Linked DNA regions of Homo sapiens: region 2 is linked to region 1. Evidence: chromatin loops called from intact Hi-C (ENCODE). Cell type or tissue: IMR-90. All regions are shown on one strand. Each heading gives the region's core, and the rest is flanking DNA. Links, peaks and the distances in the headings are about the cores only. Region 1 overlaps PLPP3 (phospholipid phosphatase 3). Region 2 has its middle 59 kb from the start of MIR4422.

What was found. Peaks named below come from ENCODE experiments on the same cell type or tissue, not always from the same donor. Only the 100,000 strongest peaks of a DNase experiment are listed, where the experiment ranks them.
Region 2: it touches region 1 in a loop (3-fold over the local background); 2 of 110 quality-filtered maps call a loop at or near these places.

Annotation. Positions count from the first base shown.
Region 1 is chr1:56,484,288-56,496,113 of GRCh38, reverse strand. It overlaps PLPP3 (phospholipid phosphatase 3), which reads left to right. Exons shown (of 6, transcript NM_003713.5): 6 at 1-1,353. It overlaps LOC124904185 (a long non-coding RNA gene), which reads left to right and starts at 11,779. Exons shown (of 2, transcript XR_007066106.1): 1 at 11,779-11,826. RefSeq lists enhancers at 1,379-2,037, 5,218-5,717. In IMR-90, for the core only: no CTCF peak of the experiment used is centred there; no DNase peak of the experiment used is centred there.
Region 2 is chr1:55,283,814-55,286,313 of GRCh38, reverse strand. No RefSeq gene overlaps it. Among named protein-coding and RNA genes, the nearest start is that of MIR4422, 59 kb to the right of the region's middle. In IMR-90, for the core only: a CTCF peak has its summit at 1,347 (motif pointing left); a DNase peak (open chromatin) is centred at 1,323; H3K27ac peaks cover 628 bases.

The DNA of each region.
Region 1 (11,826 bases), core at 153-2,652:
CCATCCCATTCTATTCTGTACTGTGACTTTAGTTCAGGAAGTTTTGTTTTGTGTTTTAAATAAAAGGAAAGAGCAAGTTTGCTCAGTCAAGTGATCAGATCCCGAATCTAGATTCCCAGTTCTAAGGCCTTATCACCTCCCCTGCCCATAGGCCAACAACCATAGTTCCTCACATTAGTGATTAGCAGACTCTTTGTGGACGAGTGAATTTCACAAACAGCACAATTTCAGAAGAAATCGAGGGCACAGGCCCTCACTTTTCTTCTTTTGACGCATCATCCTGTGATGTTGAAATGTCAATTGCAGGATGCTGATGTTGTGCACGTCAATCACCGGGCACTTGCATACTCTTAGAAACAGTTCGACTTCGGTTACTGCCTTCTCCCTTGAAATCCTTGCTGCGTGCCCACCAGGATTTCCTGTGAGGGCCCAGGAATGAGCAAGGCATGGTCTGCCACCAGCTGACGGAAAGCAGCCTTCTGTACAACAGATGGGAGGGTGAAGGGGGCAGAATGAAAATCGAACCAACCTTTTAGCTGTTGCAAATCAGAAGGAGCCAGAGAAGCAGGCAGTCTCATGCATGAGAGGTTACCCTTCAGGATGACAGAGCTGAGGGTCTTTGTAGGAGTTGCTCTTGCTGTGTAAAGCACTATTGTCTTGGGGTTGAGCCCTAGGGCAGTTCTTGGTAGGTTCTGCTGGGCAGAACATATGGGTTAAATCTCGGTAGAGAGTTTCCCTCATCCTCTATCCGTAAGTGTCCTTCCATGCAAGGTCCCACTCTAGGTGATAGACAGGGACCCCTTCTACTGAACCTTTGAGGAAAGGAGGAAGGAAGAAATGCGTTTAGATCTTGGATGCAGACCTTTCAAAGGGTTAAATGTAACCATATGGATCAACCACATGCACATCCTTACTACAGAATCCGTCCTTTCATTTCAACTTATAGCAAGCTATGATTTTTATATATAAATATTATATAAATAATGTATAAAACATTAAAAGTTAACTATGTAAGATATTATTTCTGAAACAATTTAGCTATATCCACTATGATTATAAACTGTGTCTCGACCTGTGTTATTTACATTAGCTGCTTAAAAAAGCATTGAGTTAATTTTTTTAAATATCAACTAAAATATCATAGTTCTGTGGTAGACATTGTTTTATAATGAAATAACTGCAACTAGAGAAAACTGTATAAAAACATTAAATTGTCAGTATTTTTGTAAGGTTCCATTTTGTAAAGAGAATAATATTCAAAGACTTTTGTAGCATACAAAGTGAAAACTTGTATCTGCGAAACTATACTTGTATTAAATGTGCTTTTTAAATAAAAGCTCGTAACACAACTAATTAAGGACTTGCAAGCCTGGAGTGTTTGAGAGATGTTTGTCTCAGGTGTGTGGGTAGGAGAAGGAAGCATCGCGGGCTGGCCTCTTTGAGTGGGCTTGCCTCATCTCAGCGCACCAACTCCTGATTTTTTTCAGTGGGAAATGTGGTGGTCATAGGGTAGATACCGATGTCTGCCCTGCTCTTTCATCTCTGAAAGCCTGTTTGCAGAATGAGGCCCTGGCTCTACCCTCATCTCAGGCTCTTCTAAAGAGCTTTTGTATTCTAAAGAGGATTTTTCCATCAGAGAGGTAGGAGCTGTAGGAACCCCGAGGGCAGATAAGCAGCCCTCACTCTAGATAAGGTATGCTGGGGGAGCTTACTGAGGGAATCCTGTACACAGCCCACATCAAAGGAAGGCTGAGAATGGCCTGTGGCTCCTGCTTCCCTTCCTTGTGTTTCTCCAACCTGGAAGAAAAGGGGAAGCTAGAAATTCACATTTATTGAGCACCTGTGTGCCAGGGATTTCTGCCTATTTGTTCTGTCTGATCTTCACAGCAGTTATTTTGAGAAAGAAAGAATACTAAAGAATGCAAAGATGAAATGATTAGTCTAAGATCCTAGAGCATTAAATTGTAGGATAGGTCTTATATTAATTTGCTATAGCGGCTATAACAAATTACCACAAACGTAAAACAGCATAGATGTATTGTCTTACAATCTTGGAGGCTCTAGGCAAGAAGCTGTTTCCTTGCCTTTTCTGTTTTTAGAGGCCACCCACTTTCCCTGGCTTGTGGCCCTCTTCATGTTCACATGGAGGAAGCAACATTGGGTAGAGTCCTCACCCTGCCATCTCTTTGGTTCTCCTCTTCTGCCACCCCTTTCACATGTAAAGGCCCTCCTTGCTGATTACACAGACCTGCTCATAATCTAGGATAATCACCTATATTAAAGTCAGTTCACTGGCAAACTTAATTCAATCTGCTGCCTTAATTCCTCTTTGCCATGGAACATATATTCACAGATGCCAGGGATCTAAGACATGGCCATATTTCGGGAACCATTATTCAGAGTACCAGAGTTCACCCTCTGGCCCTCAAAAGATTCACATCCATCCCAAATGCAAAACAGATCACCCTATCCCCACATCCCCTAAAGACCTAGGATATGGCAGTATCAAGTCAAAATCCTAAATCTTAACAACTTAAACACCCCAAATCTCATCATCTAAACTAACCCATTCAAATTAGGTAAAAAGGAGGCTCCATGTTTAATCCACCCTGGAATACATTGCTCTCTATGAACCTGTGAAAATTAAGAAACAAGTTATCTGCTCCCTAAATTCACTGGTGAAACAGGCATAGAATAACAGTTATAGACATTCCTATTTAAAAAGGGAGAGAAGCCAGGCGTGATGTTTCACTCCTGTAATCCCAGCACTTTGGGAGGCCGAGGCAGGCGGACCACGAGTTCAGGAGATTGAGATCATCCTGGCTAACATGGTGAAACCCCATCTCTACTAAAAATACAAAAAAATTAGCCGGGCGTGGTGGTGGGCGCCTATAGTCCCAGCTACTTGGGAGGCTGAGGCAGGAGAATGGCGTGAACCCGGGAGGGGGAGCTTGCAGTTAGCCGAGATCCCGCCACTGCACTCCAGCCTGGGCGACAGAGTGACACTGTCTCAAAAAAAAAAAAAAAAGGAGAGAGAGAGAGAAATAGACGGAAAAAAGAAGTCATCAGTCCCCAGCAACTTCAAAATCCAGCAGGGACCAGGCATGATGGCTCACTCATGCCTGTAATCCCAGCACTTTGGGAGGCCGAGGCAGGCAGATCACTTGAGGTCAGGAGTTCAAGACCAGCCTGGCCAACGTGGTGAAATCTCATCTACTAAAAATACAAAAGATTAGCTGGGTGTGGTGGCACACTCCTGTAATCCCAGCTACTCTGGAGGCTGAGGCAGGAGAATCACTTGAACCCAGGAGGCAGAGGTTGCACTGAGCCGAGATTGCACCACTGCACTCCAGCCTGGGCAGTGGAGTGAGACTCTGTCTAAAAAAAAAAAAGGAAAGAAAAATCCAGCCAGGGATGCTCCATTTGGCTTCAAGGCCTGGAAATAGACCCAAGTGGCTCATGTCTGGTTTCTTGCCACCAAGGTCAGCCTGCTCTTTGCTGCTGGACAATGCAGTCCCCTCCAGCCCCTGGAATAGCTCAGCAATTTCACAGCATTTTTATATAAGTGGTGATGTCCGTTTGAGCCCCAAAATGTAGCTAGTAAGATCCTTAAGGCCAGAGGCCAAATTTTCACTTCAAATCTGAAGAACCAGTGTCCAGAGGGGCAGAACAACTCTTGTTGGTGGGGGTAGGAGAGGGAAGGCACCCAGGGAGTGGAGGGACTGGTGAGACCAGAGCCCAAGCCTCCTGATCCGAGTACCCCAGTCTTTCCATTTTATCTTCCAACAGTACTTGACAAACCAAACTTGAGAAGTAGCCCCGTTTCATGCGGACTTAAGGAAACAATGGAGCTGCGTGGTATTGTGAGGAGCAGCATGATGTGGAGAAGGAAACAAGGACCTGGGGACTCAGACCCAGGTTGCAGTCTTGGCTCTGACACTTCCTGGCTATGTGATGTGACTTTGGACACGTTTCTTAACCTCTCTGAGCCTTGGGTTATTGCTCGTTAAAGATGAGATTTACAAGATCTGTTTTTATACCTCTTTGCTCATGGCAGTCTGTGAGCCTTGACTTGCTTCTTTAAATGGGGTTCACGGACTAACAACATTTGTATCCCTGGGGAGCTTGGTAGAAATATAGACCTAGGAGAACCCCTGCCCCACCCCAACCTACAGAATCAGAATCTTCCTTTGGGTAGGATCCCCAGGTGATCTACATGCACAATAAGGTTTGAGAAATACCCCCACTCTTTGCTCATTAAACCTGCAGACTCTGTTCAGGTGTGCTTCCCCCAAGCCACACTCCTCCGGGGCTTGGCTCGGAGCATGCTGGGTGCAGACATCGGTAACCTCTTAGCTTAATGTACCAAAATTGCATGCATAAAGATCTGTATCAAGACTGTCAGATTCTCAGGGGCAGAAGCAAGTCTTATCCTCTGCAAATCCTGCATGTCTGCCTGGCACTGAATAGTTCCCGGCAATTTTGAACCAATTAATCATCACCCGGGTCAAAAAGTCACATGATTCTTGGTAACCATCCAATTAAACAGGCTGCAGGGACATAGAGAATTGCAAAACATTGACCCTGTCCTTAGGAATTAATGAGGACTTAAATTTCCTCTGAGGTAGAGATGGAAAAAAACAAAAACTTTAACAGCTAGAAATCTGCATAAGATTCCTGCCAGTTAGAATAAATTCGTACATTCATTCGTTGATTCCAAAGTATTTCCAAAGAACTGTTTATGTGCAAAATCCTGACGCAGGTACTTTCATGCAGTCTGCTTCATTTAAATCTTCAAAAACCACTGTTAAAGTAGATAGGATTGGGGGGAAATGAAGAGAAGTTGGTTGATAGGTAAAAAAATACAATTGATAGAAGGAGTAAGTTCTAATATTGGATAGTATATTAGAGAAATTGTAGTTAACAATAATTTATTGTGTATTTCAAAATAACTAGAAGAGAAGAATTGCAATGTTCCCAACATAAAGAAAAGATAAATGTTTTAGATGATGGATATCCCCATTACCCTGATTTGATCATTGTATATCACACACATGTATCAAAGTATCACATGTACTCCAAATGTTTGTACAACTATGATATATCAATAAAAAAATACAGAATAAAAAATGTAGCTATGAATAGTCTCATTTTACTGAGTGAGAAACTGAAGCTGTTAAGAATCTTGTTTCAGTTCACACATCTAATATGGGATAGATCTGGGATTCTGATCTAAATGACTTCAATTATCCATTGACTAATATTTATTAATCACTTCCTGTGTACCAGGCACTGGTAAACACCAGAAGTAAAACAGTAGATAAAATGGGATGCCAGCTTCGAGGAGCTTATAGTCTAAAGACGAATACAAACAGTCAAATTACAAATATGTAACTAAGAAATGGGATGAGTGTTCTGAAGAAAGAATGCAGGAGGAGCTATGAGAGCTCTCAGCAGGAGGACCTGCTATTGAGGAGGGCTTCCCTGAGACCCACCTAGAGCTAAAGTCTGGTTAGGGCACTGACCCAACAAAATGAATGAAAAGAGCCCGGCCTTTCAGGAGCCGAGAGCCTAGAATGTAGGTCTAGTAAATAATGAGTAAATAATCCCAGTAGTGTGATGGGGAGGAGGGGCCTTTATGAAGTGCTGTGACATGGAAGGAATCAGAAAGACCTGGACCTGGCCGGGCACAATGGCTCATGCCTGTAATCCCAGCACTTTGGGAGGCCCAGGCGGGCGGATCACGAGGTCAGGAGATCGAGACCATCCTGGCTAACACGGTGAAACCTCGTCTCTACTAAAAATACAAAAAATTAGCCAGGCATGATGGCGGGCGCCTGTAGTCCCAGCTACTGGGGAGGCTGAGGTAGGAGAATGGCGTGAACCTAGGAGGCGGAGCTTGCAGTGAGCCGAAATCGCACCACTGCACTCCAGCCTGGACAACAGAACAAGATACTGTCTCAAAATAAAAAAAAAAGAAAAGAAAAGAAAGACCTGGATCTGCTCCCTACCCTGTGACCCTGTGTAAGCATCCCTTCTAGAACATCTGACTCTGACAAGAAATGTCAAGTTTGTTTGTTTGTTTTTGCATAAACCCCTCTGATATGGTTTGGCTGTGTCCCCACCCAAATCTCATCTTGAATTCCCACGTGTTGTGGGAGGAAGCCGGTGGGAAGTGATTGAATTATAGGGGCGGGTCTTTCCTGCACTGTTCTCGTGGTAGTGAATACGTCTCACGAGATCAGATGGTTTTAAAAAGGGGAGTTTCCCTGTACAAGCCCTGTTCTCTTGTCTGCTGCCATGTGAGATGTTCCTTTCACCTTTCGCCATGATTGTGAGGCCTCCCCAGACATGTGGAACTGTAAGTCCCATAAACCTCTTTCTTTTATAAATTGTCCCGTCTCAGATAGGTCTTTATCAGCAGCATGAAAATGGGCTAATACAGTAAATTGGCACCAGTAGAGTGGGGTGCTGCTGATCCAGGCCTCCTGCTTTTTTATTTTTTTGAGACAGATTCTTGCTCTGTCACCCAGGCTGGAGTACAGTGGTGCAATCTCATCTCACTGCCACTTCCACCTCCCAGGTTCAAGCAATTCTCCTGCCTCAGCCTCCCTAGTAGCTGAGATTACAGGCACGTGCCACCACGCCCAGCTAATTTTTTGTATTTTAATAGAGACAGGATTTCACCATGTTGGCCAGGCTGGTCTCGAACTCGTGACCTCAGGTGATCCACCCACCTCAGCCTCTCTAAGTCTTCTAAAAGAAAACAACAAATGAGTGAATTATCAGAGATAAATATTAGTATCAGGGAGGCTTTGGTGGTATTCTTTTGATTCTCAAACTGTGTAAATAATAAGAACAAGAGAGACAACCTATTTTTAAAACTTCATAACAGGATATACAAGTGGGAGATAAACATATAAAAGCATGCTCAACTTTTTAGTCATGGGAAAATGCAAATTAAAATTACAATGAAATATCATTGCATATCTATGATATTCTTGTCTAAAGTCAAAAAACAGAAAACAAAAAACAGCGAGTGGTACCAAGTGTTGGTGTGGATGTGAAACAACTGGAACTCTCATTCACTGCTGCTGGGCATGTACACTTGTACTATCACTTCGGAAAACCTTTCCAGTATTTACTAAAGCCAATAATACACATACGCTATTCTCCAGAAATTTCACTCCTAAAATACATATCCAACAGAAGGAAATATGTGTGCACAACAAGACATGTACATGAGTGCTCATGACAATACTGTCCCAAACTGGAAGAAACCCAAGTCCCCATTCACAACTGAGCACCAATTAAATAATGGAATTAAATATTCACTTGAAGAAATACTATTTAGCAATAAAAACCAACAAACTCTTAGACATACAACAATATGAGTGAATTGCACAAAAAGAATATTGAATGAATGAAACCAGGCACAAAACAATACATACTATATGGGCTCATTTTTATAAAGTTTAAAACAGGCAAAACTAATCTATGGTGATAGAACTCTGATTTGTGGTTACCTTTGGGGCTATACATTGACTGGGAGAAGACTTGATCTGGGTGGTGGTCACTGTGTGAAAATGTGTTAAGCTGCATACTTATGATTTATGCACTTGTCTATTTGTAGGTCATAGTTCATTGAAAAGGAGAAATGAGGGAAACTTGTACAAACAAAATTTTTAAACACCAAAAGAAAAAGGAGACTGGTAGTATATTGGCAATATTACCGCTTAAATAGCTTTCAAATCCATCCCTGACCACTAACCTGTGCCAGACCTCATTAACTCTTTCTTAGCCTATTGCAAACAGCCTTCTTACGGGGTCTTCCTGCCTCCATTTATCGTCTGCTAAGACCTCTTCCACTCAGAGGTTGGGGGAGCTTTCCAAAGCACAAATCTAAACTATGTCACTCACTTGCTTAGGGAATAAAATGCTTAGCATGGAATTTATTCTTATTCTTAAATTTTGTTTTATTTTGAAAATATACTATAATACAGAGAATAACATGAGACCCCTGTGCCTAGCACTCAGCTATAACAAATTAGCATTGGGCCCTATTTTTCTGGATCAAATGTTGTTGTTAGGAAATAAAACATGGAGATAACATTTAAGCCCATTTACTCCATTCCACACAGTCCCTCCCCAAGGTAACCATTATCCTGAATTTTGGTATGTGTCTTTTAAATTTAGGTTTTCTTACTTGATCCAAAATATGTATGCATCCACGTGCCATATAAAGAACCAGTTGTGAGTTTTAAATGCATATACATGTAAATATTATTAAAGTAGTATGTATTTTGACTATATATTCTGATCATTCCATGTTGTATTTTGCACTGTATATGTGATGGCACACAGACCTGGTGTGGTTCATTTTAGCCACTCTGTGGTGTCATTATATATGAATAAACCATAACTTGTTCATTATAATATTGATGGACATTTAGGTTGTTTCCAGTTTTTCACTGTTACAAACAATGAAGTAACAGAAACCTTAAGTTTTCTCCTTATCCAAGTAAGGGAGAGTTTTAGTCTCAATGGATTTAGCAATGAAATCACTGCATGGTAAAGTATATACATCTCGACTTTAATAAATATTGCCAAAGTGCTCTTCAAAACAGTTATATCAAATTTATACTTTTAGCAGCAGCATCTGAGATTGACAATGGACTTCCATTCTCAACTGTTTGAAAGTATGACACAGTTATTGTTATACTTTTAAATATTACCAGTCTGATAAGGATGAATAAGAAAAATCTTTTTGGGTTTTAATTTTCATTTTCGACACTAAATAGGATGCACTTGTATGGTTTATAATTTTTTATTGTGAGCTTATCTATAGCAGGGCTTGTGTTTTCTCTGCGAGTCTCATATGGCCTGATCTCTAGAAAGCAGTTTTGTGTTTGCTTCTGTCAGGAAGGAGACACAGGGGTTTCTTTGGCCCTGGGCTAGGCAAATCTAATCACGCCATTCTCTTTCAAAACTCTTTACAGAAAACTTACAAAAAATAGTTCATACTGCTTAGATAGATACATAACACTGAATGATTTGGCCTCTACTTCTCTAACTTCAACTTCAGCCTGAAGGTATTACTTAGGTTTTTGTTGCTGTTTTTGTTTTGAGAAAGAGTCTTGCTCTGTAGCCCAGGCTGGAGTGCAGTGGTGTGACCTGGGCTCATTGCAACCTCCACCTACCAGGTTCATGGATTCTCATGCCTCAGCCTCCTGAGTAGCTGGGATTACAGGCACGTTCCACCATGCCTGGCTAATTTTTGTATTTTTAGCAGAGAGGGGGTTTTACCATGTTGGCCAGGCTGGTCTGGAACTCTTAGCCTCAAGTGATCAGCCCCCAAGGCATGAATCACTGCACTCGGCCTTACTTTGGTTTTATACTCCTCTTTTCTTTCTGATTTATGAAGCTTCTTTGGATCTGGTCATATATTAATGGGAAGAGAAAGTTGTTTTTTTTATGTATTTTTTTTTCTTTCTGGAGAAGGTAGTTCTGGATTAGCTAAGTCTGCCATGTTATTAGGTTTGGAATTTCAGGCCAGGCGCTGTGGCTCATGCCTATGATCCCAACGCTTTGGGAGGCAGAGGCGGAAGGATCACCTGAGGTTAGGAGTTCAAGACCAGCCTGGCCAACATGGAGAAACCCCGTTTGTACTAAAAGTACAAAAATTAGCCATATGTGGCACATGCCTGTAATCCCAGCTACTCAGGAGGCTGAGGCAGGAGAATCGCTTGAACCCCGGAGGTGGTGGTTGCAGTGAGTGGAGATTGTGCCATGGTACTCCATCCTGGACAACATGGCAAGACTGTCTCAAAAAAAAAAGATTTGGAATTTCAGCATGAGATTCCCTTCATGATTTAGAACTTGCCTATCTCTCTACCACTATTTCTTTCAACACATCCTCCTTTCCTTTTGTCCCCTAAAATCCAGCCATTCTGAACTACTTGCAGTTTTCCCAAACTCATACCACTTTGCTTTGGCATATGTATTTACTTCTTCCTAGTCCTCTTCAAGGATCAGATCCACCTCCACCTTCACCAGGAAAACTGAGCCCTGAGGTTAGATTGAATGGCTTTGCCGGCCTTCTACTTCTTTCTTGCTCTGTAATTGACTATCTATCTATCTATCTATCTATCTATCTATCTATCTATCTCATCTATTGACTGTGAACTCTTTGAGGGCAATGACGAAGTCTTTTTTTTCCCCCGACTTTTACTTATTTATTTATTTTGAGACGGAGTTTTGGAGTCTTGCTCCGTTGCCCAGGTTGGAGTGCAGCGGCGCGATCTCGGCTCACTGCAACCTCTGCCTCCCGGGTTTAAGCAATTCTCCTGCCTCAGCCTCCTGAGTAGCTGGGATTACAGGCACGTGCCACCTTGCCCAGCTAATTTTTGTATTTTTAGTAGAGACGGGGGTTTCACCATGTTGGCCAGGCTGGTCTTGAACTCCTGACCTCGTGATCCGCCCACCTCAGCCTCCCAAAGTTCTGTGATTACAGGAATGAGCCATCATGCCTGCCCTCCTAACTTTTATTTTAAATTCAGGGGGTACCTGTGAAGGTTTGCTACCTGGGTATATTGCATGATGCTAAGGTTTGGGGTACAAATTATCCCATTGCTCAGGTATGAGCAGAGTACCCAATAGTTTGTTTTTCAAATCTTGCCCTCTTCTGTCCCTGCCTGCTCTGGTTGTCCTCAATGTCTATTGTTGCCATCCTTATGCTCATGAGTACTCAATGTTTAGCTCCCACATTTAAGTGAGAAGATCTGGTATTTAGTTTTCTGTTCCTGCATTAGTAACTTAGGGTAATGACCTCCAGCTGCAGACACGTTGCTGCAAAGAACATGATTCCATTTTTTTAATGGCTGCATACTATTCCATGGTGTATATGTATCACATTTTCTTTATCCAGTTCACCATTGATGGGCACCTGGGTTCATTCCATGTCTTTGCTATTGTGAATAGTGCTGCAATGAACATGTGAACACATGTGTCTTTTTGGTAGAAAGATTTGTTTTCTTTTGGATATATACTCAGTATTGGGATTGCTGGGTTGAATAGTAGTTCTGTTTTAAGTTCTTTGAAAAACCTCCAGACTGCTTTCCACAGTGGCTGAACTAATTTACATTCCTACCCACAGTGTATAAAAGTGCTCCCTTTTCTCCACAGCATTGCCAACATCTGTTTTTTTTTTTTTTTTTACTTTTTAATAATAGCCATTCTGACTGGTATGAGATGGTTATCTCACTGTGGTTTTGACTTACATTTCTCTGATGATTAGTGATGTTGAACATTTTCTCATATGTTTGTTGGTCACTTGTGTGTCTTCTTTTGAGAAGTGTCTGTTTATGTCTTTTGTCCATTTTTTAATGGGGTTTTTGTTTGTTTGTTTGTTTGTTGAGTTGTTTAAGTTCCTTATAGATTCTGGATATTAGGCCTTTCTCAGATGCATAATTGGTGAATATTTTCTCCTGTTCTGTGGATTGTCTGTTTACTATGTTGATCATTTCTTTTTGTTGTGCAGCAATTCTATAGTTTAATTAGGTACCACTTGTCAATTTTTGTTTTTGTTACAATTGCTTTTGAAGACTTAGTCATCAATTCTTTCCCAAGGCCAGTGTCCAGAAGGTGCTTCCTAGATTTTCTTCCACAATTCTTATAGTTTGGGTTCTTACATTTAAATCTTTAATGCATCTTGAGTATGGTGAAAGGTAGGGGTCCAGTTTCAATCTTCTAGATATGGCTAACCAGCTATCCCAGCACCATTTATTGAATAAGGAGTCCTTTCTCCATTGTTTATTTTTGTCAACT
Region 2 (2,500 bases), core at 1-2,500, 1.2 Mb after region 1:
GGAAGTTGGAATCTTTAAATCTGATTGGTGACCCTGGGAGCTGGACAGTAAGTGAGAAAAACCATTATCCCAGCTCTGTCTCTAGTTCATTGTATAATTTTGAATAAGTCAATTCCCCTCTCTGGGATTCCATTCTTAGTTGGTTAAATGAGAGGGTTGGATTAGTTGAGGTACAGCAAATGCATGACACACATGTTGCCATGGGAGACTTACCCATCCAAAGCCCATGCAGACATTGCTAATCAATCACAGCACCCTTTTCCGGTAAGCAGGACACAGTACAGTGCCACCAATAGTCCAGAGTTGGCACATGAAGCAAATAAAACCTGTTTACCATCCCTGAGCTAGACAACTTCCAAGGAGTTCTGCCTGTTATGACATGTTGCCCTCTATGCCCTAGTGAAGAGAACAAAGCAGAAATCAGGAAACCTGGGGCCTTGTCACCACCCTGCCTTGAGTTTTCAGTGCCACCGAGAAAGTAACTCAAAATCTAGGTCTTTCTTTCCTCATTTGTTAAATCGAGGGTAACAATTTTATTCTTGTAATTTTGGGGATCTTTGTAAAGATGAAAATTAAAATTACCACATAGTCTCTTAAAACAATGCGAATTTACTATATTACTATTCTGTAGGTCAGAAGTCCAAAATGGGTTTCACTGGGCTAAAATTGAGGCATCAGCAGAGCCTCCTTCCTTTTGGAAGTTCTAGAGGAAAACCCACTTCCAGCTCTACAGGCTGCCTTAATTCCATGACTGGCAGCCCCTTCTTCCATCTTCAAAGCCAGCAGTGGGGCATTTTCACAACTCTCTGACTCTGACTCTTCCGTTTATTCTCAACTCTCCTTCTCTTACCCTAACCTTCTGCCTTCCCCTTCCAGTATTTAAGCACCCTTGTGATTACATAGGGTCCACCAGGATAATCTTCCTATCTCAAGATCCTTACCTTAATCACATCTGCAAGGTCCCTCCTGCAAAGTGAGGTGACAGATTCACAGGTTTGTGGGGGTTAGGACATGAACATCTTTGGAGGTTCATTATTTAGCCTGCCACACCTCACATAATTCCTTATAAACATCGTCCTCCTGAACAAAGATAAACTGCTCCTGGAGGAAGGCTGAAAAAGGAATTAAACTGCAGAGTCACCAGAAACTTTCTATATCTGCCTGCCTAAACGCCAATGGTTAACATTCTGAAGAGAGCCACAGGAAGGCTAGTTCAGGCTGTTGTCCATTTCATCAACTCTCCACCAAGTTTTTGAGACGAAATACACAAGACAAATTTAAAAAAAAAAAAAAAAAAAAACCAGGAGTGGAAGAAATACTACTTTTTAAACTATCCAACAGCACCCCCCAGTGCCAAGAAGCAGAAAGAGGGGAGAAGGGCTAGCAGTTGGTAAAGGATCAGAATATTGTCCAGGTGTTCACGCTTGTAACACTCCTTTGGGAGGCCAAGGTTGGAGGATCATTTGAGGCCAGGAGCTTGAGACCAGCCTGGGCAACATAGCAAGACTCCGTCTCTAAAAATTAAAAACAAAAAATTAGCTGGAAATGATGGTGCATGCCTGTAGTCCCAGCTACTTGGGAGGTTGAGGTGGGAGGATCTCTTGAGCACAAGAGTTTGAGGCTGCAGTGAGCTATGATTGCACCACTGCACTCCAGCCTGGGCAACAAAGCAAAGTTCTGTCTCAAAAAATAATAATAATAATCAGAATATTTAGCTCCATGGTTCTCCATTAGACACACAAAGCGTGGGATACAACTGATCTGAGACTAGCCCAGGCGTGCGAACTGCATTTTTTTTTTTTTTTTGAGATGGAGTTTCACTCTTGTTACCCAGGTTGGCATGCAATGGCATGGTCTCAGCTCACTGTAACCTCCACCTCCCAGGTTCAAGTGATTCTCCTGCCTCAACCTCCCAAGTAGCTGGGATTACAGGCACCTGCCACCACGCCCAGCTAATTTTGTATTTTTAGTAGAGATGGGGTTTCACCATGTTGGCCAGGCTGGTCTTGAACTCCTGACCTCAGGTGATCCAACTGCCTCGGCCTCCCAAAGTGCTGGGAATACAGGCATGAGCCACTGCACCTGGTCTGCGTGAGCCACTTTCTAAGCTCACCAAGTGATTCTATGTTTTGGACCTTTGATTTACAGTTAAAACCACTGACTTCAGCAAAGCAGTAAACACAGTCTGAAAGCCTTCTAGGCCTTGGGGACTCAAAAATAAATATGATAAGGCTCCTCCTCAAAGAGAGCTTCCAATCTAGGTAGACTATAAGAGCTGGAAAAGACATTGGCCACAACTAACAACTATGGGACATAAGGCAAATTACTTAACCTCTCCGTGACAGATTCCTCATTTGTAAAATTAGAATAATAATAGTTCCTGCCTTATAGGGCTACTAAGAGAGTTAAATGAGGTGACTCACGTAAGGCACTTAACGTGGTATCTGATACAAAATAAGCACACGGCAAGCGTTAGGGGCCAACTGATGAGCCAGAGATG